3 separate regions of the Homo sapiens genome follow, and regions 1 and 3 are each linked to region 2. A link is a loop called in an ENCODE intact Hi-C map of the cell type or tissue named here. Cell type or tissue: heart left ventricle. All regions are shown on one strand.

What was found. Hi-C counts contacts between places; a loop is a spot of excess contacts. Peaks named below come from ENCODE experiments on the same cell type or tissue, not always from the same donor. Only the 100,000 strongest peaks of a DNase experiment are listed, where the experiment ranks them.
Region 1: a loop joins it to region 2, with 4 times the contacts of the local background. A loop is called at or near these places in 15 of 110 quality-filtered maps.
Region 3: a loop joins it to region 2, with 2.8 times the contacts of the local background. A loop is called at or near these places in 9 of 110 quality-filtered maps.

The regions. Positions count from the first base shown.
Region 1 is chr1:83,927,970-83,935,969 of GRCh38, reverse strand. It overlaps TTLL7 (tubulin tyrosine ligase like 7), which reads left to right. Exons shown (of 21, transcript NM_024686.6): 9 at 2,204-2,362; 10 at 6,740-6,834. Among named protein-coding and RNA genes, the nearest start is that of TTLL7-IT1, 52 kb to the left of the region's middle. In heart left ventricle, a CTCF peak has its summit at 4,106 (motif pointing left); no DNase peak of the experiment used is centred here.
Region 2 is chr1:84,600,320-84,608,319 of GRCh38, reverse strand. All of the region lies in intron 2 of LINC01461 (long intergenic non-protein coding RNA 1461), which reads left to right. Among named protein-coding and RNA genes, the nearest start is that of LINC01461, 17 kb to the left of the region's middle. In heart left ventricle, a CTCF peak has its summit at 3,546 (motif pointing right); a DNase peak (open chromatin) is centred at 4,108; H3K4me3 peaks cover 1,299 bases; H3K27ac peaks cover 1,602 bases.
Region 3 is chr1:84,119,148-84,127,147 of GRCh38, reverse strand. It overlaps a transcript of PRKACB not described here. Among named protein-coding and RNA genes, the nearest start is that of PRKACB, 21 kb to the left of the region's middle. RefSeq lists an enhancer at 4,084-4,233. In heart left ventricle, a CTCF peak has its summit at 4,167 (motif pointing right); no DNase peak of the experiment used is centred here.

The DNA.
Region 1 (8,000 bases), 670 kb after region 2:
ATCAGTTAATAAATCTAGCTTTTCAAGTACTTTTATTTTAATTATCTTGTCAAACACCTGTCTGCATTTATGTAATTATTTGAAAATTGGCTGTCTTTATTAAGAATTGGTATACTTTATATAGATAACTGTTTAAGGTGAATCAATGGGATAATATAAAAAGAGAATGACAGGACGAGGTGGAGAAAGCAATTATGCAGTAAATTTTTATCTTGATGTCTTAGTTTACAAATTCCCTGAATTTAATTTATAACTTATTTTTAATAACCCGGGCAATTTCTCTAAAAGGTAACTATCAATATATGAAAAGCAGCATTCATCAATACCTTCCGTGAAGAACAGAGCTCTGTACTTTTGTTCTGGTCAATAATAAAAATCAGTAGAAAATCAAGCCATGGAGATTAAAAATGAGTATAATCATTAAAAAAAAAACTATCCTTACTGCTTTTTGTATACCTAAGGTATAAATCTACAAATCACGTTTTAAAGCAGTGATATTATGTTGTAAATTCTCAAAAACAGTAGTGGAATTTCATTTGTGTTTGTTTATATGACTCCTCATTTTCACATCTACTGAAAACTTGCCTTTACAATCTAAAAGCAGGTTATTTTCTACGTAGCAAAAACACAGATTTGTAATTCAGGGTCTGTTGATTAATAATCAGTCCCCACCCCCTCTCTCAGCCCGTACTGTTCCATACAGATACTTATCAGTCAAAGTTTTAACTTTTTCTGCTCTCAAGTGGTTTCAGTAATATTGGTGAAGATTTATATAAAGTGGCTTTTTGTCTTTTATTTTATATGCTATGGTGCTGTCATGAATTTGTTAACCTTGAACAAAATTTTTTGAAAACAGCCTCTCATGGGACATCTGATACTTATTCCCAAATATAAACTGGATTGTGGTTCTGGGTAACAGTGAGGTTAACTTCTGTCTTCCCTTTTATCACCCATAGAATAAATATTGTTCCACCAGGTAGTGGAATATTTGAGTCTAACCTGATATATAAGGTGGAATTCTAGAGGAATGATAGAGTAACAGTAACAATAATAGTACTCTGGGCTCTATGCTAAGAGTCTTACATGGAATCTCATTTTTTTCTTACATTAACCTTTTGCAGATTATATTTAGGAAAAATGAGACACACAAAGTTTAAGCAACATGACTGAGGTTGCACAGCTAACAAGTTACAAAGCCAGGAAGAAACATAAGAAGCCTATTTTAGAGCCAGGTTCTTAACTGTCTTTTTCTATTGCCTATACCTGTAGAGAGGGAGTTAAAATGACAGTGTCTTCTGAGCAAAAATAAATGAGACAGCTTTTCTCCTACAGCTTATTCTGAAACTTCAGTAAAACAACTTTTTAAAAATTAGGGTTAATAACTCACCCTAGTAGTATTATGTGTTTTCTCTCAGAAAATATTGAGAGCCAGTCTTTTAATTGGTAACAGTCTTCTCAGATAAAACTTATACACTACAAAATCATCACTGAATAAAGAAACTCAACTCTCAAGATTTTGTCTTCCAGCCCTTTCAGCCTTTATCTAAGTGGAGTTTCTCTACTGGTGTTTGTGAAATAATTTACTCTCCTTGGAATTTTTCCTTCCTGTCACCCTCATCTCTTCTGGATGGGGCTAGCGTATGCTCCTACCTTACTTGTTTTTAACATATAGAAACCACATTTATCAGCTTTGTTTTACTTGTTTACAAAGTAGTAGATTTACTTGAATATCTACTAAATGCCAGCTACTATTGTAGGCACTGGGAATGGTGTTATAAATAAGTCAGACAAGGACCCTTCTCTAATGTAAAAAGAAAAATATCAGCTTGTTATATGCTGTGTGTAGTGGTGCAGTAAGAAATGAAGGGTGGCTGCTTTTAACTTGAGGGTTAGGAAGGCCTCTCTGAATGTCTAAGAGCCAGACTTGGGAATATAGGGGAAAGATTATTCCACAAGAGGGAACAGCTAACTCAAAGGACTTAAGATAGGAAGAAGTGTCACTTACTTGAGGAACCCAAAGCAAGTGTGAGGAGTGCAGTGGGCAGGGGTAAGAGTGAAGAATGAAGTCAGAGCAGTGGCAGGGGCTAGATGCCACAGAGCTTTGTAAACTTGGCCAGGCTGCCAGTTTGTGGGCCCCGGTTATATTTGCACATATGAAATGAGATACAAAGGCATTTTCACTTCTTTTATCACAATCTTATAGGAATTGGTGGTAAAGACCCTGATTGTAGCAGAACCTCATGTCCTGCATGCCTATCGAATGTGTAGACCTGGTCAACCTCCAGGAAGCGAAAGTGTCTGCTTTGAAGTCCTGGGATTTGATATTTTGTTGGATAGAAAACTAAAGCCATGGCTTCTGGAGGTAAGGCATTCTTTAAGAAAAAAGAAGAGTTATCACTGTCCTTACGTATTAAAATAAATGCTTTAAAAATGTGTACTTAACACAGTTGTCCCATTAACTGTCCAGAATGAAGGCTGAATGGAATAAGTGGGAAGAAGAGGATAAAAATTCAGGGACTAGAACAGTTCTAAGAATGAATCACAGTGTTTGATATTACTTTTCCCAAATTAGCATCAGCTGAGTTTCTAGGCCAGGTATTTGGGATTGAAGTGTGGAGGTGCTTTTACTGTTTTGTTGCTTACTTGCTCTACTATTTTCTCAGCCTCCTGGCTTCTACCACATCATGAGTTCTGGATAGTGTCTCTCCTCTCTGTGAGTGCCTGGGCTTCAGGATCTTGCCTTCAGTGTGTCTCCCCTTCAGACTCTCCGAGAGGCTCCAATTGGTTCATTAATCAGTATTCAGTATTCGATACCCCAGGTGGTAAATTTCTCCTTTAAGGCCATGTTATATACCTGGGGCTTCCCTCAGGGAGACTGTCAACTGTATGCCTTCAGGTTTGCTGCCAGTCCCTGGTAGGGTGAGAGTTACCATTATTTTTCTTGGATGATAAAAGGTCATGTAACACATACAGAATAGTAAAAAGGAGAAAGTAAAAATTATCTCTGTTGACAATTTTTATATTTTTTCCTGCTAGTTATATTTATATTACCCAGAAGAAACCTTAGAAGTCACGTGGTCCAGAAGATCCCATCCAGCAGTTCCCTTTAAGCTCCTTGATCTGGGTTTACACACCTTCTCGTGGCCGCTTAAATATCATGTTTTGGAAACGTAATCAGGAACATACAGCTGTAGAAGATGTAGTCAACCACTACCTTTCATTTTAAATCAAGTATCTCTCTTTTTGTTAGTGATTTATAAGTTAGAAGTTGTGTGTGTAATATCAAGGTTTGCATAAGCAAATTAAATGAGTGGTAGGTGAGATGATACTAAAAATACATTTCAAAGAAATGACACTTTTCTAATTTGAGGGCCAAAGATTGTGTGTGTGTGTGTGTGTGCGCGCGCCTATGTGTGGTCACATCTACTTTAAACAGTAACATGTATTGTGTCTCCAAGGAAATGCAGTTCTCTCTGTTGGATGTTCATATTTTGCTCCAGCCTGGGTCTTAGAGATAAGATAAATGTGAGGAAGTTTTACTTATCCTTTGCTTCCTCCGTTCCTTGGATATGAAAACACTTGACTATGCACTATGGACCCTTCATCTTGCTAAGGCCTGAAGTTTTCTTTAGATTTCTTACTTTTTCTGCAGCAGTCCTTTCCTGTTCTTAGCTATATTGTCTTCTGCCCCTGTTACTTTTCTTTTGTCATTGATGGAGTGGGGAAAAAGTGAAGGCACATGCATAAGGAGGATAGTAGGAAATAATGACTTTATAGATATCTTAGTTACCTTTTTAGAAGAAACATTTGCTTCACTAGAGCTTTCCATTAGCTTGCTAAATCAGAATTGACTGAATGGTTGAATTCTGGATTTTAAAAGATTCAAAATAACCATTGTTTGCATGAATGTTTCTTCATTCTTTACTCTTTCCTTCGTTGTTTCTAGATCAATCAGAACCATTAAAACACTCCACAATAACCAAGAGCTGTGAATAATGAACATTTGTTATATTAAAACAGTTAAAAGAATCTTCAATCTTGCCTTGTGTTTTGCTCCCTGCTGATATTTTGGTGGGGCTAATATACATTGTTAAAAACCTTTTGGCGCCATCAAGTGGAATAAGGTAGAAGGTGCTTCTGGGTATGTGATAACTTTTAGTTAACCAGAATAATTTCAGGGACTGATTGCTAGTGGCAGAATTGCACAAATTTTCATAAGTAGAAAACATTTTTTTAGGAAAAACATGGAACTTTGGTGGAGTATGAAGATACCACCAATAGTTTTAAGTACTCTTAAATTAAACAGGAACCTACTAAGTTATAGTCATTGTGTTAGGTGGTGGGAATATAAGAAGACAGAATACTTGCCCTGGTGTAGCCATTATTCAGATGTGCATTTTATGGTAATAGTTATAAGTACTAGTAGGTAAAAGGGAAATGACAAAAACAATAGCATGATTAATATCTCTGTGTACCTGTGTGTATCGGAGAGTTAAAAAGAATCTTTACAGAAGAAACACCTGAGCAAAGATTGTAGGGCTACAGAAGGTTGGGGTAGGGGCTGGGGGCTGAGAGAGATAAAGTAGGGGTGGGGAAAGGCTGTGGTGCAGAGGGAACAGCACTAACTTAGGAGCACAGAAGCTATTATGGATACTTTAATTTGTGGAAAAAGTGATTGTTTTGATAAAACTTTTTAGGACAGTTGAAAATAGTGTTTACTAATATATATTTTATAATAATTTTCATTTCTTAATGCATTTACAAGCTGTTGAATTTTGAGACTTTAACATCTATGTTTTGTCTGTTTTAGAATTGGGGTAGGAAATGAGAACCAAATAAATCATCTCATTATAGAGGAGAATTTTGGCTGGGTGGAACACTAATTTTTAGTTTCTTCTGTCAGCCATTTGTGGTTTTTCTTTTATTTTTTTTCTTTACCTTTCTCATAAAACTTAAAAAAAAAAAAACAAGAACAACCCTGAATGAAAACCTAAATTGAAAAAGGTTTCCTGCCTTTCCACATATTATTAATAGTTTATCTTGTGTGGGTATACCTCTTCATAGACCAATTTATCTTATAGTAGAGGGAAAAATTTGAAATAGGTAAGGAGAGAGAGAGAGATTGAGATCTGAGATGGCTTTATACCAAGACCTCAGTACCATCCTGGAGGAGGGATATGCCTGGCACAATTCCACACTGAAATTTGGAATGGAAACTCTGAGGAATTCTACAAAGACAGATAACATGCCAATGGACCACTGACTCATCAGTTCTTTAATGTCTGGTTTAGTTTATAACCATGTCACATATAGTGGCAACACTGTCATTAGTTGTATTATAAACTCCAGAAATTTGAATCAGTATGGTTGAAACTTTTCTCCCATAAAATATATTACTTTACCCTTTCTTTGCACTTGCAAAGGGAAATGCTTAGAGCTTTCGTAATAGATTAATAAACTCCCTTTCTCAAATTGACCTATAATAAATGGATGTTATTGCCGTTTTCAAGCTATTTCCTTCTCCTTGAGACTATATCACAAATAAAGGAATGTGTCCACCACCTTTTAAATCAGAAATCAACAAAGGAATCAAAATACAACATGGCATATCTCTATAAAAGGAGTACCATGCATCCATCAAAATGATGGCATGATGAAAGATTTTCATGATACATTATTAAGAGAAAAGCTTGGAATGTAAAATAAAGTATGGTTAGTATAGACATGCATTTGGAAGGTAAAATGAATATTTTAAATATGTATACATAGAAAATATCTGGAATACTATCTACCAAACGGTTAACACGACACTAAGTGTTAAGTAGTGGGATTACAGGTATCTTTTGTTATTTGTTTTCCTTAGTTTTACTTATTTTTCTGCGGTGAACCTGTGACACATTTCTAATTAAAGATGTTGTATTCCTGGGTAATTTCTTGATTATAATGTGATATTTCTTCAGGTGCAAGTTGTGGAATGAATGCTTTCAATTGTTTTGTCTCTTGTGGTGACAGATGTGTATAACTGTGACTAGTAGCATATATACATATGTTTGAGATAGCCTAAGGGATTAGTTGGTGGTCAAGAAGCTAAGCTGTTGTGTTGAACTCAGCAGTGTTCTAACCAACCGATTTAACTGATTAAGAAATTTTCTTAAACATCAGCTATTCCAGTTATATTTTTATAACAATGACAATAGTAACAAGACTCAACAAAGACAAAAACAAACACTCCAGCTCTTTTATTTTTCATCTTAATGAATTCCTGAAGATCTGAGGCAGTGAAAAGGGAGCACTGATAGTTTCCATATTTTAAATATATAGATGTATATAATTATTATTGTGTTGATATAATTATTACTGTGTTGGTAACATGATGAATATCACTATTTCCTTTTTGTTAGGCTAAATCACTTTTAACTTTCCTAAACTTAAAAAACCTAAATTGCATGGGGTAGTGGAGAGAGTGGAATGGAGGGAGAGGCCAGCCTATACTGACAGTAAAGCTCCTAAACTAAGGCAGCCTTGGGAAGGAGATGGTGCTAATAGTCAATCCCTTGCAATTTGTTGACCTAGGGTGATGCAGAATGGAGATGTGGCAATAACAACTGGGCCATCTGCCATGTAAAGCTTTGAGGTTTAATGTAGAGTTGTTCTACTGGCTAGAGATCCCACATTGGATTAACAAATATGTATTGAATATTTATTTACCTTCCAATATTGTCTTCTTTGTAAATTTCAGATTAACCGAGCCCCAAGCTTTGGAACTGATCAGAAAATAGACTATGATGTAAAAAGGGGAGTGCTGCTAAATGCGTTGAAGCTACTAAACATAAGGTAAAATACTCTCTCTATCTTTTGGACATTTATCTCCACATTTGACATAGATTAATCATTTGTACATAAAATTGGCTTTTCAGAATAGTATATTTATTTTTATATTTTATAATTTTCATTTCTTGATTCCATCCATTTTGTATTTTTCATTTCTTGGTTCCATCCATTTTGTATTTTTCATTTCTTGATTCCATCTATTCTTTAAACTCATATAGTTAAAAAAAAAAATCTGTCCCCCCTACTCCTGTATACTGCTTTTCCTGCTTCCCAGGCAACAGTCTGTACCTGCAGTAAATGAGGTTAAATTTCAATGTAGGTATAATTATTTAATATAGAGTACAAGATTAAATTGGTAAATACTTTAAGAGACCCTCTAGATTATCTTCCTCATCTTATAAGAAGAAACTAAAGCACAAAGAGTTCATTCAGGAAATTAAAAAAAAAACTCAAACATGGATTTCCTAACTTTCTCTCCAGAGGTCTTCCCATTACATCATGCTCCCCATGTAAATAAAAAAGAGAGGCAGTTGTTTAGTGAGAGTTAACTTTTCCATTTAGAGAGGCAAGTAAAATTTGAGAAAAAACTTGGCTGGTAGGGATGTAGGGCTGGTTGCAGTGTACATGATCATGGGATTCAAATATTTGAAATGCTGTTATGTGGGAAAAGCTTTTGGCTCATTACAAAATGAATTTTTTAGATGTTTGACTGAAACACTTCCTGAAATAGTGAGTTACCTGTCATTAGAAATTTTCCAACAGAGCTTAGAGTATTGGATTAAAGGGCCTCTGAGGTGATTTAAGCTCAGTGATTTTATGATTTCAATTTATTTAATTGTCATTCAAGAGTTCTAGCAGAGTTATGGTATGCTTCCAAGCAATTTTTAAATTTAAGATGTTTCCAAACAATATGCCTATACATGTTTTTTGCATGAAAGTTTACTATTATTATTTAAATAAGCCTTGTGTTTAGTTTTTTTGTTGTGTGTGCATGTCTTTTGACGTTGCCATTTATGGTATCAATTCAGGACATTATCTGTGGGTGTTCTGGTGTTTTTAAAAGTGAGGTATGTATAGTTTAAGCAGTCAGAAATTTCTAGACTTAAAACTAAGGGAAAGTAGAAATTCATTTTCTTTATCTTTCTTAGTGTTGTTCCACAGAGAATTTA
Region 2 (8,000 bases):
CTGGTGAGACCCTTTAAGAACAGGGCTAGGAATACAGTTTCCAGGGCCTAATAAACAAGCAAAGCTGGAAGACAAAGATAGATTTTGAGAACTACTTATTCACCTTTAATTCCAGGTGTTCCATGAGGAAAACAGATTTTTCCCAAAATGGGATTTGTGGCACCTTTTCTGTTTTCCCAAGGAGTCCCAGGCTACCAGAAGTCATTCTAGGGTCTTTCATGCATGCACCAAGAGTGGTAAGTCACAGTTTTCTCAGTTGACTGAGAAAAAAAGACCTTTTCCAGGAAAACAAGATCTATAAAGAGAAAAACATAAAGGCCTTTAAAATATACCCATAGGTTTGATATCCACTTTGAATTAAGCTGAGTGCTCTTTAGGAAAATCCTTTTTCACAAATAAAACTTTACAGTGAAGATAAACAGTGATTCTTACCATTTTTCCCCCAGTTTGCACCACTACTTGTTCACAATCATGTTTAGGTTCTCCAGTTTTCTCTGGGAGAAAGTGGCTGGGCTCAGGAAGTGGCAGGTTTTCAACTGGACTGCAGATCCCTTTAGCAGCAAAGCTTGATATTTGAGGAGGCAATTGTCTGTTAGCCAGACTTTCCTTAGAGGACAGTAGTCTTGTTATATTGCGTGGAGCTAAACAGTTAAGTTATTCCCCATTGTTAACCCATTGGCTGTAGAGCTGGACCTCCAGTCTTAGTCAAAACTCCCAGGGCTATTTTCTTCCTTTCCAATATACATAAAGATTAAATACCTTCCCTATGGGAAGGCTGAGAACTGGTGCTTTAAGCAAGGCTTGCTTTAGCTGGTTTAAGGCTTTTGTGTTTTAGGTTCCCAAGTTAGGGAGCTGCTTGAGTTTCTTTTAAGAGTTGGTATAAAGGATGAGCTATTTCACCATACCCTGGTGCCCACATTTTGCAAAATTCAGTAATGCCCACATTTTGCAAAATTCAGTAATGCCCAATAATTTTCTTAACTCTTAAAGGAAACGGGGTTAATCCTTTCCTCACCTGGTACTCTGGTTCCTTCTGTGCTGTGTCTGTCCCACAGACCTTGGCCGATGGGTGAAATGAGTACTCAGACACAGGTATGCAGTGTAAGAGCAGCTAGGTGACTGCCTGGCTCCAGTGGCCAGACAGCAGTCCCGAGAAGCTGGAGCTGTTTGCTTTTATTCAGTGCAGGCACAATGCCGAAAACCTGGAGCCAACACAACCTGCAGGTAATTAACATTTATTGTTCCCCTTTCAGGGAATGTTGCATGGGGATGATCCAAGGTCAGTTCCTGGTCAACATAAGTAAACAAACCGGTTTAAGATAAATTCCCCCACACTCCCTTGTACCTACTCCTTGCCCTCTGCCTTAGGGTTATAGAACAGCTGTCTTCAGCCATTCTTCCCTGGGGCTCTGCAGAAACTTCCGACCTTTCAGAAGGTTTGTGTCCTTTCCCTATAGTTTTTTCACCACCCTGACCGATCCCCCACACTTCTGATAAGATTAGGCCTAGGTACTTTACTGAAGTTTGACAGAGCTGAGCTTTAGATTTTGAGACCCTATACTCCCTTTTAGCTAAGAAATTGAGAAGAGTCTTAGTGCCTTCCTGAGACATCCTTGAATGGGGCACAGAGGAGAGTGTCATTTACATACTGCAAAGTTTCAACTTGAGAGTGAGAAAAACTAGAAAGATTTTTAGACATGGCCTGTTTCAGCAACTTCCTTTTGATATCAGGGGCTGCCTGAGTGATGAACCTGTTTTTTGTTGAATTGGAAGACAGGGAGGTGTGTTTTATTAAAGCTTCTCTCAGCCTTTCCAAAAAGGTAGGGAGATTTTTATCTGGTTTCTGATTCAATAAGGACAGTTTAGAGTAATTAAGAGGTTTGGTCCTAGTCCTTCTTAGGCCCTCTGATATGCACATTAAAAAGTATTTCCTTTTCCATTCATCTATGGGGTCACAGGGATTCCAGTCAGGATTGTCAAGAGGTATAGCCTCTCTCCCTATTGAGATTGTTTTTTTCTGTTATTTCCTCACCTTCCTTATCTCCCCTTTTCCTTTTTGGTCACTATAGGGAACATGTTGTTCATCTCCGAACTTTTCTGCTGCTTGCAGAGCTGTCTGCTTTTCAGCTGCAGTGAGGGTTTGGCTGAGAAACAACAGCACAACATCCCTCCATGTGAGGTAAAACACTTAAGTTAAATTTTGGAAGGCCTCTATATATCTATTAGGGTTATCAAGAAATCAGCCCATTTATCTGCCTAAGGTCCTGCAATGAGAAGGGAATAAGTACCTTAATGGTGCCCCTTCCATCTGGCATTTCTTGTAGGGGTAGGAGTGAAGTCTGGGCAGTGGGGAGCTTTGGAGATGGTGGAGCTGGAGGAGCTGATGGTGCAGCTGGAGGGGGCCCTGGACAAAGGGGACTGGAAGGACTGGGGCACTTAGAAGCTGCCTCTAATGGTTCCTCCAAAACTTGCTCTTCTGACTTAGGGGAACTACTCTCCACAGACCTGTCTGATATGATTGCTAAGAGGGCTGAGTTGGTTTTGCAATGCTTGCAAAGGTCTGGGTTGTCTCGCAGGGCAAAGGAAGCCTGCACATAGAGAACCTTGGACCATTTGCTCTTCCATCTACAGAAGAGATCTAATTGCTGGATAAGATTAAAGTTAAGGTTCCCTTTAGCTGGCCAGGTCTGTTCATTCCTGAGAGGGTAAGAAGGCCACACCCTTGTGCAACAGAAAATGAGCCACTTTTTCTTCAGAGTTTGGGTGTCAAAGGAGTTCAAAATGTACTCCAGCAGAGTGCAAGCCAAAATGACTTGCTACCCATCCTGGAAAAGAGACAAGAGGAGAGGCATCCCTCAGTCTCCTTGTTCTTTTTGGTGTGACCCAGGGTGGAGGGGATGACAGTGGGAGTGTCCCCCTGACTGTTCTCTCTCCTTGGTCCCTGGGTCCCAGCACAGTGTGTGCCTCCCCATGGTTGCAGGTGTGACCTTCAAACCATGGTCCCAGAGGAGCTAAGTAATGGGGATAGTCACGCTTACCCATGTGACCTTAGTCCTTTGCCTGATAATTGCCCTTTGACCTCTCAGACTTGTGTGATCTGTGTGACTCCTTGATGAATGGGTATCAGGAGAGATTATGTAACAGTTGCATTTAAGCAAGGCCCCTTAATGGAGGGAGTGTACTGGGCTGAGCTTTATACTCTGCTATTATGGACCAGACTAGAGAATTTATGTTTAGATGGTGGTTCCAGTTAACTTCCAAACATAAAATCCCCTTTCTATTTAGACGAAATACTAGTTGCAAGCAGAATAGGTGTCTCAAGAGAATGTAAGGGTCAAATGGCAGCCTTTCTGCTAATGGAGAGAGTATTGAGACAAAAATTTGGTTTTGGAGGACATTTTTTTCCTCACTGCTGAAAGCAGAGTTCTCCCACTCTCAGAGGTACATAAGGTTTGATCTCTTTTAGAGGGATGTAAAAGGGAGAAAAAGTGGAAAGCTAGAGGCTTTTGGCAAAGGGCAGACGAGGTTGCCGATGGAAAGGATTCCTATTCCACTAGGTGACGCTGCAAGCTTTGAAATACCAGGCAGTAACTTGGCCTCCGTATGGACAGAGAGGGAAGTCTGACATGTGGCAGGCCATTCCTACAGCATGCCTCCTAGCAGGAGAAAGTTAATTCGCCTCATAGAGGGACTATGCAGTCCGGCTGGGTAGTGCTGGTTCTTCACATGGGAAAAGAAACAGCCTAGGTGGAGAGAGGGATGTTCATTGGTGGGGAGATAACCTTCTACCCAACCCCAGGAAGTGCTATCATTAGGAGTTAAATAGTCTTTCAGATCTGGATCACGAAATCCCCCTGTCGGTAGAAAGTCACAAAAACAGCAATCCCCTTGACCTGCATTTCTGGTTGCCAAGGTGGTTGCTAAGCCTGCCTAACTGAATTATTTCTCTGGGCTATAAAAATTCCCGCAGCATTGTGTACAGAGAGGGGATGGGAGACATGGTGACCTCGGAAAGGAAAGGAGGAAAATAAGATTTGCAATAGGAAAGCTTGGCAATCTTGTGGCCGACACCCAGTCAGGCAGTCGGAGGCTGGTGTCAGTCCAGGAGCCTTTGGACAACACCAGGGTGTAGCCCTGGCCAGAAATCCTCAGTTGCCCCAGGACCTATTCCAGCCCCATGTGATGGCAAAGTGAAAGGAAACTGGTTTGGACAGAGCCAACGTTCCCAGCACCCTGAGGGCACTGGAGGATTGACTAAGTCCTCCCCAGCAAGCTTCACATCTGAGTCTTTAAGATTAGCGGCTAGCCCTTGTGACTCATTAATTAGCTGACAGATGCCCGATTTTTTTATAGTTCTTTGAGAGAATAAAAACTGGGGACGAGAAGCCTCGGAAATGAAAGTAGAGAGTCCACTCCTTTACTCACTCTTCCAATGATTTCACCTTCAAATCCTGGACGGGCCCCCCAAATGAAGTAGCCTCATTGTCTGGGGTAAATACCAAGGTTGTTGGTCTCATGGCCAAGGAAATTGAAGTCGCAGACACACATACACAGAGTGAGACTGGAGCAGGAGTTTAATAGGCAAAAGGAAAGAACAGCTCTCTGTCACAGAGAGGGATCCTGAGTGGGTTGCCAAGTTGTAGTAAAAATGTCAGGGTTTTTATAAATGGGCTAGTGAGGAGGGGGTGTCTTATCTTACTGAGGCCCAAAGATTTAGTTGGAACCAGGTGTGCTATGTGCATAGAGTAGAGTTTTCTATCAGCTCTCACCTCACTCCTTGATCATGTAGACAGACTCTTAGTCTGCGCTGCTTTGTGCTGCTTTGTTTTGCTTATCTGGGAGGGAGAATTTCTGTGTCTGTTCCCAGACATCTTCCTGCAGCTGCTGGCATCTCCCCCCAGTCCACTTTTAGCTTCCCTATCTTAGTGTGCCTAAAAGGAAAGGAATGTGCTTATTAAGGCCCACTGTTTTTACTGGGGTCCATTGTATAAGTGTGAAGTTTGGTGATTACCTAGGAGACTCCCCATCTCCTGAGCCTGAGTTGTTTATCTGTGTTTTTACAGCCTGATCTTTCGGGCTGTTCTTTGTTAGAAGTGATTTCTTTGAACTGCATGAGGTTAGAAAGGGAGCTATTTCTGAGCTACTTTTTGTTAGAAGGAAAGTCTTCTGCTGGGACTCACTTTACCCTAACTGTCTACCTAAATAATTTCTTTCTATCTCATATAACACCACCACTTTGGGAGACAGAGGCAGGAGGATCACTTGAGGCCAGGAGTTTGAGATCAGCCTGGGCAGCAAAGTGAGACCCCTTCTCTGCAAATAATTTAAAGATTAGCCAGGTGTGGTGGCACCTGTGGTCCTACCTGCTTGGGAAACTGAGACAAGAGGATTACTTGAGCTCAGGAGGTCGAGGCTGCAGTGAACCATGATCATGCAATGCACTCTAGCCTGGGCTACAGAGTGAGACCCTGCCTCAAAAAGCAAAAAAACAGAAAAACAAAAAAAAGCATAGACCCTGGAGGAAAACTGTGTGTGTGAATCTTGGCTCTACTATGTACACCAAGGGGCAACTTGGGTACATTCTATAACTTCTCTATGCCTTAATTTCCATCTCTTGTTAATTGAGGATAATCAAACCTACAGAATTGTTGGGAAGATTAAATGACACAGTCCCTGCGAAGCATTAGCACAGAACCTATCACACAGATAGAACTCAATCAGTGCCAGCTTTTCTAATTGTGGTAGTTGTTGATCGTTTGCACACTCTTCACTTTCCCTTTTCTTCCCTCCCCTCTCTGCACTTTGCTTTTCAGTAACATGTCAACGCAACAAACATTTTCTGAGCCCCAGCACTGTGCCAGGACAAATATGGTCACTACCTTGGGGAGCTTGCTGTCTTTTGAGGAAGCAGACACATAAACCATGAGGACAACAAAGCATGGCCTATGAATGATAGACATTTTCACTCGTTTCCGTGGATGCAAGGGTGACAGTAGCAGTCACCATAATCAGGAAAGAAAGAGCTGAACAGGAAAGGAATTATAGAGGGAATAATCCTTGATTTAACTTTTAAAAAACAGGAATGGAAGGGAGAAAAGACTTTTGGTCAGAGAGAACAGCATGCGCAAAGGCATGGAGATGTCATACAGTGGAGCGTAGGGAAGAGCCAGTAGTTCAGCAGAACCTGCCCAGTGGTTCTCAAACTTGAGCCTGCACCTGAAGGCCCTGGAAGCCTTGTTAAGAAGCAGATTGCTGGATCCCTCCTCCAGAGTGTCTGATTCATTAAATCTAAAGTAGGGCCTGAAACTTTGCATTTTAAACAAGTTCTCAGGTGATACTCATGTTGCTAGTCCAGGGACCATACTCTGAAACCACTGGGAGGCCAGAGCATAGTGGGTAGGATTGGTTAGAGGAAAATGGTGAGAAACAGAACTGGGCTTCACATGCTAGCTCACCGGTGTAGACTTTGTAATTTAAAAACAATGGGCTGGGCACGGTGGCTCACACCCCTAATCCCAGCACTTTGGGAGGCCGAGGCGGGCGGATCATGAGGCCAGGAGATTGAGACCATCCTGGCCAACATGGTGAAACCCCGTCTCTACTAAAAATACAAAAATTAGCTGGGCGTGGTGACATGTGCCTGTAGTCCCAGTTACTTGGGAGGCTGAGGCAGGAGAATTGCTTGAACCTGGGAGGTGGAGGCTGCAGTGAGCCGAGATTGTGCCACTGCACTCCAGCCTGGCGACAGAGTGAGATTCCGTCTCAAAACAAACAAACAAACAACAGCAATGAAGTACTTAAGGACAAAAGCTTATGATCAGATCTATGTGGCATAAATTGACTTTTTTTTGAGATAGGGTCTTGCTCTTTCACCCAGGCTGAAGTGCAGTGGCATGATCATGGCTCACTGCTGCCTCAACCACCCCAGACTCAGGTGACCCTCCCACCTTAGCCTCCTGAGTAGCTGGGACTACATGCCAGCACACCTGGCTAATTTTTAGTATTTTTTGTAGAGATGGGGTTTCGCCATGTTGCCCAGGCTGGTCTTGAACTCCAGGGCTCAAGCAATCTACCTGCCTCTGCCTCCCAAAGTGCTAGGATTACAGGTGTGAGCTGCCGTACCTGGTCCAAACTGGATTCTAAGGGCACAGAGCTTCAGAAGGGAAGACACTTGAGTTGAGTCCAAGTGCGTTTTGGGTGATCTGTTGGGCAAACAGTGCAGGCCTGTGCTGGGTTCCCAGCCTCTAAGACCAAGCCTTTCCCCACAAGCTGCTCCTTTTCCCTGATCACAGGATTAAAGCTTCCACCCGTGCCCTGCATCTCATGACTTCATTTCCTCGGGAATCACCCTCTTCCAGACATCTTCAGCCTTCAGTGTTTCCCCACAACGCCTCTGCCTCCCAACCCCCAAACCTGCCCCAGCCCCAGCCCCATGCTCTTCCTGTTGGGCATAGTTTTAAGTCAAACCTTCAACACACAGAGTTCCCCGAGTCACACTACCCACCTACTCCATTTGTGTGCTATTATTGGCATTTTTTTAACCAAAATGTTCTCAATGAGTGGTCATTGTCTGCCCCATTTCCTCACCCCTGGTCCCTGCCCCTTCAGCCTTGTTCTGTCCCCACCCCTATAATGAAATAGCAACTTGTTTTTCTTTTTTGCCTTAATTTCACCACCTCTACTACCACCAAAATGTCTTAAGAAAACCCCATATGAAGGGTTCCAGTAAAAATAGTAAGTGTTGAAAATCCCAGAACAGAATTGAATGCTTAGGCCTCTAAGCTTTTATTAACCTTCTATTTCAAAACAGCTTACAGAAGATTCACATGTGATGAGAATATATTATTGTTCCTAACTGAACTAACATAGTCTAATTTGTCTAAATTGAGGCTTAAGTAAAGTACAATTCCTAGAGCTGTATGTTTTAACTTTCCTCGTCTGTTTGTCTGCTCCTTAGAACAGGATTTATCTACCTGTGTATCAAGTACTATAATGGAGCA
Region 3 (8,000 bases), 480 kb after region 2:
TACACAGCTGTCAAGACCTGAAGTACAAAGAAAAGAGGAACTTACAGAAAGATGGAAGAAGAGTATGCCATGCAGATGAAGCTGGGAATTAAAGACCCAGATAGAGGAATAAGGCAAAAAGAGTATGACTACTAGGAAGAGAATGGATTCAGGAATCTTCTGTGTAGGTGGAAGGTAAGAATGGAAACATGAAAAATAGTTAAGGACTACTGCAAAAGTCCAGGCAAGAGATGATGGATACCTGAACTGAGGTTGTGGTGGGAAAGAAAAACAGACAGATTTCATATATATTTTTGAAAAACAAGGAGATTTGATGATTCATTGAACCCAGAAAATTAATAAAAGTAATAAAAGATAATTCCTACTTTTTTTGGCTTGAGCATGTGAATAAGTAGTGATGCCAGTTATTATTAAGCTGGGGAAGGGTGAGGAAGTGATATAGACAGGAGGCGGGGAAATACTGGGTAGAAGAGGGCAGACCCCAACGAGGGCCACACTCTCAAGCCTGGACCTGCAGTCCAAAGTGAGAACATGCATTCCTGTTTTCCTGCCCAAATTTGCCTTTTCCAAAACCATGTTGGCTGTCCCCACCTCCCCATCCTGTACCCATAAAAACCCCAAGCCCCACCAGCAGAGTGGCAGAGTGGCAGAGGAGAGAAGAGAGGCAGCAGAAGGACATCAAAGAGAAGCAGCTTGACTTCAGAGGAACAGCTTGACAGCAGGACTTCGCAGAAGAGTTCCACAGGGGACGGCTGAACTCCAGGAGAAGACCACCTTCCCACTCCATCCGCTTTCCAGCTCCCCATCCTGCCAAGAGCCACTTCTACTGCTCAGTAAAATCCTCCACATTCACCACCCTTCAATTCATTCATATGACCTTATTCTTCCTGGATGCCAGACAAGTACTCGGGTACCAAGAGGGCGGGTGCAAAAGGCTGTCACCCTGACCCTCCACTGATCTGTTAAACACTTAAGTTGTCTGTGGATGGCAAAGCTAAATGAGCACACTGTAACACATGCCCTCTAGGACTCCGGAGGTCACAGGTTCCCCTCCCCTCCCCCCCACCCCCCAGGAAGCTTCCACTGGACTGCACAGGATTCTACTCCTGCGGATGCCCAGAAGCACTTGTCCCAGTCCCTGTACCCACTCACCTGCATGCTCCCCGTCCCGTGAGGGGATGAGAGCTGCGAGCTGAGTAAACAAGTCAATCCCTTTGTGAGTCCCGCGAAGGGGTCAAGGGAACTATCCCATTTCTGAAGGAAGGGGCTGGAGGGGTGTTGTAATAAAAAATTCTATTGGACATATTAAATTTGAGATGCTTACTAGACATACAAATGGAGATTTCAAAAAGATAGCTGAATATGAGTCTGAAACACATCACTGCCTTCTAAATTTTATTTTAATCATATGCATATCTGTTAACAACTAGTTTATACTTCTGGTTGTATTAGGGAAGAAAGATGGTTTAAATTTTCTTTAACTATTAAGTAGATCCTCCTCTTAATTGTGACTGAGTCTTGAAATGCATACCAAAGGTCGTAGGCTCTCTGTACTTCCTCTTCTTTCTAAACTCCCGATGGATTTCTGATAAGCAGAATGCTCCCCCTATTAATTCCATCTACTGCCTGGAAACTGTGGATATGTTTCAATATATGCCTAACTGGACTCTGCGGATGTAATTAAGGCTACTAATTAGTGACTAAATAGATTCCTCTGGATTACTTAGGTGGGCCCGATCTAAAAAAATTTGCTCTTGAAAGCAGAGAACCTTGTCCAGCTAGGAGCAGAAGAGAGCCATGGCAACATGTCATGAAATTTCACGTGTGAGAATGATCAGCACACCATTACTGGCTCTGAGATATTACAGCCTATGTAGAAGCACCAGAGAGAGGGCTCTAAGAGCTAAGGGAGCCCCCTAGATGACAGTCAACCAAGAAACAGAGACCCTAGTCCTATAACCATAAGGTACTGGATTCTGCCAGAAGTATGGATCAGCTTGGAAGTAAATTCTTCCCCAGAAACTCCAGATAAGAGCCTGCCAGAATTCTGACCTACAGAACAGTGAGATAATAAATGGGTGTTATTTTAAGCCACTATTTAAGCCACTATTTAGTTATAGCAATAATAGAAAATTAACACAAGACTTAAATGTAATAAGGTGATGGGGATGAGGAAAGTGGGATTCTATTTCCAGAGTACTAAAATGTATGAAATATGGACATGTGAAACTCCTAGTCATGGTTGATGTGGGCACTGTCTCCCTTTAACACTTAGAGCCCTTCGTGTTGATGAGAAAATTTCATTGATCTACTAACGCCCTAGCCAAGACTATAGCCAGGTAGTCCCATAACTAAATCTCCAGATGGGCTTTCTAAATACCTGAAATGTGAAGATGAAACTTCTTCCCTCAACCACCACTACCACCACAGAAATGGTGCAGGGCATGGGATAGTCACTCCTTTCACTCACATGAGAACCCTCAAGAGCACTGATAGGGCAAACTGCGAACCTCAGGCATTTGACTGCTAGTGTAGTTGCCTGACTCCACAGCATAAAGAGGTGAAGGTAGGGGGCTATAGGCTCAGACAGCAACATTACAAATGTCCAGTTTTAAAAAACACATATTTCCCCTTCACCCATAATTACTACGATAGAAACCCAATTTTCACCATTCAGATAATAACCTGAAAACCTCACTCTTCAGATAATGTGTGTAAAAGCATTCTGGATATGAAAGGCTGTAAAGTTATACTAATACAAAATGTAAGAAACTTCAGGTAAACCAGTAGTCAAAAATCATGCATAGAAGTTCCATTTATGTAAGACGACTTTCTCCTAGCTAATTCCTACTTGTTAATCAAAGTGTAGTTCAATGTTATTTCTTCTCTTCTAGTTCCTAAAATATATTAACACCCACGTTACTGTACTGACCACATTGTAGTAATTGCATGTTTATACTTCTTTTTGTGAGTTTCTCATATCATTTCTTACCAGAATCTAACACACTGATGATCACACAGTATACACTCAATAAATGTTTTTAAATTGATTAATTTCTTCAAGATACCATAGCTTTTTTATGAGATAGCTTTAGGTATCTAAAAGATGAGTCACAGACAGAAATAAAGGCCCTTTATTAGGCCCCAATATATCACATATATTTCTACACTACTTTAGGGAGCTATGCATTTCCAGTCTTCAATTTCTCTCTTTTAATTTAATATTATTGAGTGTAAAAATGTTAAGAAAATACAAAGCTTACTGCCTAGAATATTTTGGAATCCATTTATATTAGACTATGTAACATATTCTAAATGTTGTAAGATTGACTATAACAATGCTAACTTATTATATGTCAGATATCATTCTAAGTGTTTCACATGAAGTAAATAAAGCATTTATTCCTCACAACAATCTACCTTTATATTGGATATTATTATCCCATTTTCCAGAGTGACAAAGAGGTTAAGTGTGCTGCAAAAGGTCACAAATTGCAACATTTTATAGCGTTCTACTTTATTTTCTCTATCCCTCTCCAAAAAGTTTATCAAACCAATTTTAAATGAATTACATTTCCAAAAGTTTTAAGCCTTCCCAAATTCTTTTTTTTAATAAATGGCAATATATAGAAGTGTCACAAAACTAGAGGTTTAAATTACTAAGATTTTGTTAGTACTTTGTTGTTGTACATATGGTTTCTCCTTTTATTTTAGAACTCTAGTAAGTGATTACTGAACCCATTAGTTTCTCTATAAGGAATTGGTGCTGATTTCAGTAACTTTCATTTCTATATCACTCTCCAAGTAACTTTCTTATGATGATTCTGATAAATAGCTTACCATGTTGATACAGTTTTAATTATCAAGTAATATCTGAAGAAACTTTAGTATTGCAGAAAAGTCAAAATTAACTACAACTCCATACCCTGGGAGAAACAATCTCATACATCACTATGTGGTATTCTATTCCAATAAATTCTAACACATTTTAGAACTATGAAATAAAGGTGAGCCTGAGGCACTAGAACTACATTATTGCTTAAACTGACCCTGTTTTAAATCACCCAGGCCCCAAATATATGGTCTGCTGCCAACCATGGCAGAACGGTTAGATGACACTTACCTCACAATATTATAAGCTACGGAGTCAGCCAGAAGGTGGCAGAATGGGGCCATTTAGGCTTCACATACATACCAGAAAAATCTTTTATTGTCATTACCTTAAATTTTAGCAATATAAGATAAACACAAGTTTAGGTTATTATACAAATAAAAGTGTAATGTACCAGAAATATGCAATAACATTATTTTATTTATACAAATCAAACTATAAAATTCTCACATAAACTACCATATCAGAAACTAATATCCATTTTCCCTCTCATAAATCTATTTATACAACCCATGAAAAAATTAAGTCTTCCAAAGATCCCCCATATAATTCCAAAACGTCCTTTTAATTCACTAACAATTTAATGGAAAAATACTAGTAAACGTCACATTACATTTAATTTGGTAAGTTCAATCATAATTACTATATAATGGCAAGGTAAAATCTTTTATAAAATCTCATATAACTTTTAAGAAAACAGTTGTTCTTATATTGAGCTGGTTTAATGCAATTTAGACACTATGACTTAATATATGGCAGATTAGCCATATGATTCTTCTATTACATTTGACTGTTTACAATGGATCTGTTTATCTCTGCATTCCTGGTACCTATCACAGGACTTAGAACACATAAACCCTCAACTGAGAAACATTTGCTCAATTGAGTATAAGATTTCAAAGAGAAAACTGAAGGCCAAAAGCAATTAAGCAGACAGCTAAAACACCAATTTGTCTTAACATGGTTATTTTTATTTTTCTATCAGGTGACCAGCCTTCCCAAATGAAAAATAAAACCACCCACAGAAACTAGATTTTAAAGCCAGATCTGCCAACATTAGCCAATTTACATCAGAGGGAGAGGCTGAAGAGTGCTGGAGAGAATTGTTTTGGAGCAGTTATGAGGTATGCAACACATTCAGGGCAGGAGGTCACCCTTACCTCAAATCAACTGAGGGGCTTCAAGGAAACCACTCAGAGACTTAACATGTACCCTATCTGCTAGGATTTATAAGAGTTAGGGACTGTTTTGGGGGGACTCACCAAATGTACAAAATGTAAAGGTACTAAATGGTAGATAAAACCACCTCTGCTCAGTGGCAGAGTGAAAAGAATTATGTTGAGAGGGGGCTCAACTTGGAATAGCAGGGAAAATACATTTATGTCCTATAGACCCCAGAAAAGAGAGTGTGTGCAAGGGAATCATAAATTGCCAGCCAGAGGAGAGGGCTTCTCTCACAAAGAGAACTGAAATCTGAGGGCCACAGCAGGTTTACTGTGAAGCTAACAGAGATTAAATTTCAGGACCTCTCAAGTGCAGGCAACCCTTCTAATACCCTGGGAGAGATTCTAGCATTGTGTTCACAAGGACACATGCTTTTGTAAGACTTGCAAAAGTAAGATATTTTAATAGCAATTGGTTGAGATTGCTGTCTCTTTTCTCTCCAACTTCCCCTTCTTCACACTTTCCATTATGTCAGGTGCTAATGGAGTGGCACCAGGCATTTTAGAGATCTGAATAAGGGAAAGTTTAGGGGTAATGTACAGTTTTAGCTACGATTGGCAAGAAGTTTGGGGATTTTTCAATTAAAAAGTTAAAAATGACAGACTTGTGATTTGAATGTGTACATATATATGTATATGAATATATATGTATAATACATGAATGTATATGAGGAGTACCTCCTTTTTCATCTTCAAATTTATGTATTAAAAAAACAAGATAAATTTAGAAGAAACATAATGAAATATGAAAGAGATTATAAAGAGGAGACATAAAATCAATAAAAATGTTCCTATATAGAAAAGTGAATTCAAGTTATTTTTTGTAACAAATACACTAAATCATGAAAAAAGGAAAAATTCCAAATAAAAATAATGAATAGGCATGTTGTTTCATAATGTAATTAATCAAGAGAATATGAACATGTTAGAAAAGATGTTTAAGTCTCTTGGCAATTGACACAAAATAGTAACAATAACAAAGATACATAAAACTCGTGATAGCTAGTACAAGAACATTAAAGACAAACTATTAGTGATTATTGTTACTTCAAAAATTACCTAAGATCAAGATTTGAAAAGTCTTGAAATCTTGTAGCTCATACACAAAAGAAACTTCTCAGGGACCATTACCTGGTGTTTCTTCAACCATAAAAAACAAGTATCTGGGAACCAGAAGGTGGAGGTGGGAGTGGTAGATATCACCACCCTATTTCACTGAATCTATGACTATCAATTATAAAAATCACCATTATATCATGTACCACTAAGAAAAAAAAGAAAAATGTACAGCAATTAAACTATGAGATACTTTGTCAGTTATAAATTTTTTCCCTATTAAGAGAGAACTATTTTTGATTTATTTAGACATAACTTTTTAATATCACTCTTGTAAACATATGAAGTGAAAAAAATTTTAAACTTGTTAAGAAATTCCTAAAATGCTTTCATATTCATAGTCTGACTCTTCCAGACTATTTTTTGATGCACAGTCATTATTGTGTGTTTTTACACAATTATTGTTCTTTATATCAAAAATATTGATACAGTATTTTTTGAGGCGCTCTACTACCATCTCCTATATTTTCTTCCAACCTGCTGATACGCATTTTCATGTTTGTGCATGTATAGACAATAACAAGCACATCACAAGAATTGCCTGACTGATGTCATCATTTTAGGAAGCATCCTAATTTCGAATACACTAAAATGTGAGACAAAAGTATGTATGTCAAAATTAATGAACTATAGTATGATAAGTTACCCATTTGAAAATTTTCTACTTCTTGTCTCTGTAACTTTGGACTCTTTAACAGTTGAGACATTTTAATACCCTTGGAAGTACTCTTCAAGAAATATGAATTTAGAAGTACTCTTCAAGTATGGGGAGTACCTGTAACAATTAATCCCTTGAACCAGAAGTTTAGAGTGCCAGCTGGGCATTCTGGTCACATTTCACTGAAAAATACAGGCCGAAAAGGAAAGTTACTTCTGTTTGAGTGATTAATCCTGGTTATTACTGAGACATAAAGTTGTGTTATAGATGGAGGTGGGGTACTTTCTTGTAATTTGCATATTGAGTATAAAAACAGAGAAGACTTCAGTATTCCAATATAGGAAACACTACCAAGGTCTCAATGATTCAAGAATGATGGTCTAAACTACTACCCTGAAAAAGAATCCCTTCTACACTTATATGCTGCAGTGGGAAATTTATAGCAACTTTCAAACAGAACAAGGACTATAGCAGCTACTCATAAATGCCACCTTGCTATGCTATATGTGTGCCTATGTATGTGTGTACATATAAACACATCAATTTCCTTCTTGCCTTTCCCCAGGAATTTTACATAAGGCGTGGTCATTAACTTTATAATTTAGTACTAGGGCTGTGGAAAGTCAAGGTGATATTATGGCTAAATGATATGAGTGAATATCATCTAGAAATTGATATACGGGCTGATGGATTTTTAGATCTCTCTTTTTGGGTAGAAGTTGAGTGTTTTCATTTATATGAAGGACAGTAGCATTAAGTTAGCTGTAGAATAGTGTAATTGCCATTCTTTGAAAGCATCAGTAGAAGGGTATAAATAGGTGATGAACAGCCAAAAGAGTGGACCATGCTGGATATTGTAAATTGGTTCATTCAATGTCCCTTCCATTCTCCTTCTTTAATAGTTGGACAGGTTGGAAAGCTATAAAATATATTTCCTGGACTCCTTGTTCTTAAAGTTTTGGATAAAAATAAAGTTCTCCCCACTAGATGCTCTTCTATGATATTTGAATATGTATTTCTGATGACAAGCATGGTCATGGAAATAAGGTTTCTCAGAAGTATTTCAGTCACTTCCAGCTCCAGCTTCTGAACAATGAAAAAAATCATATTC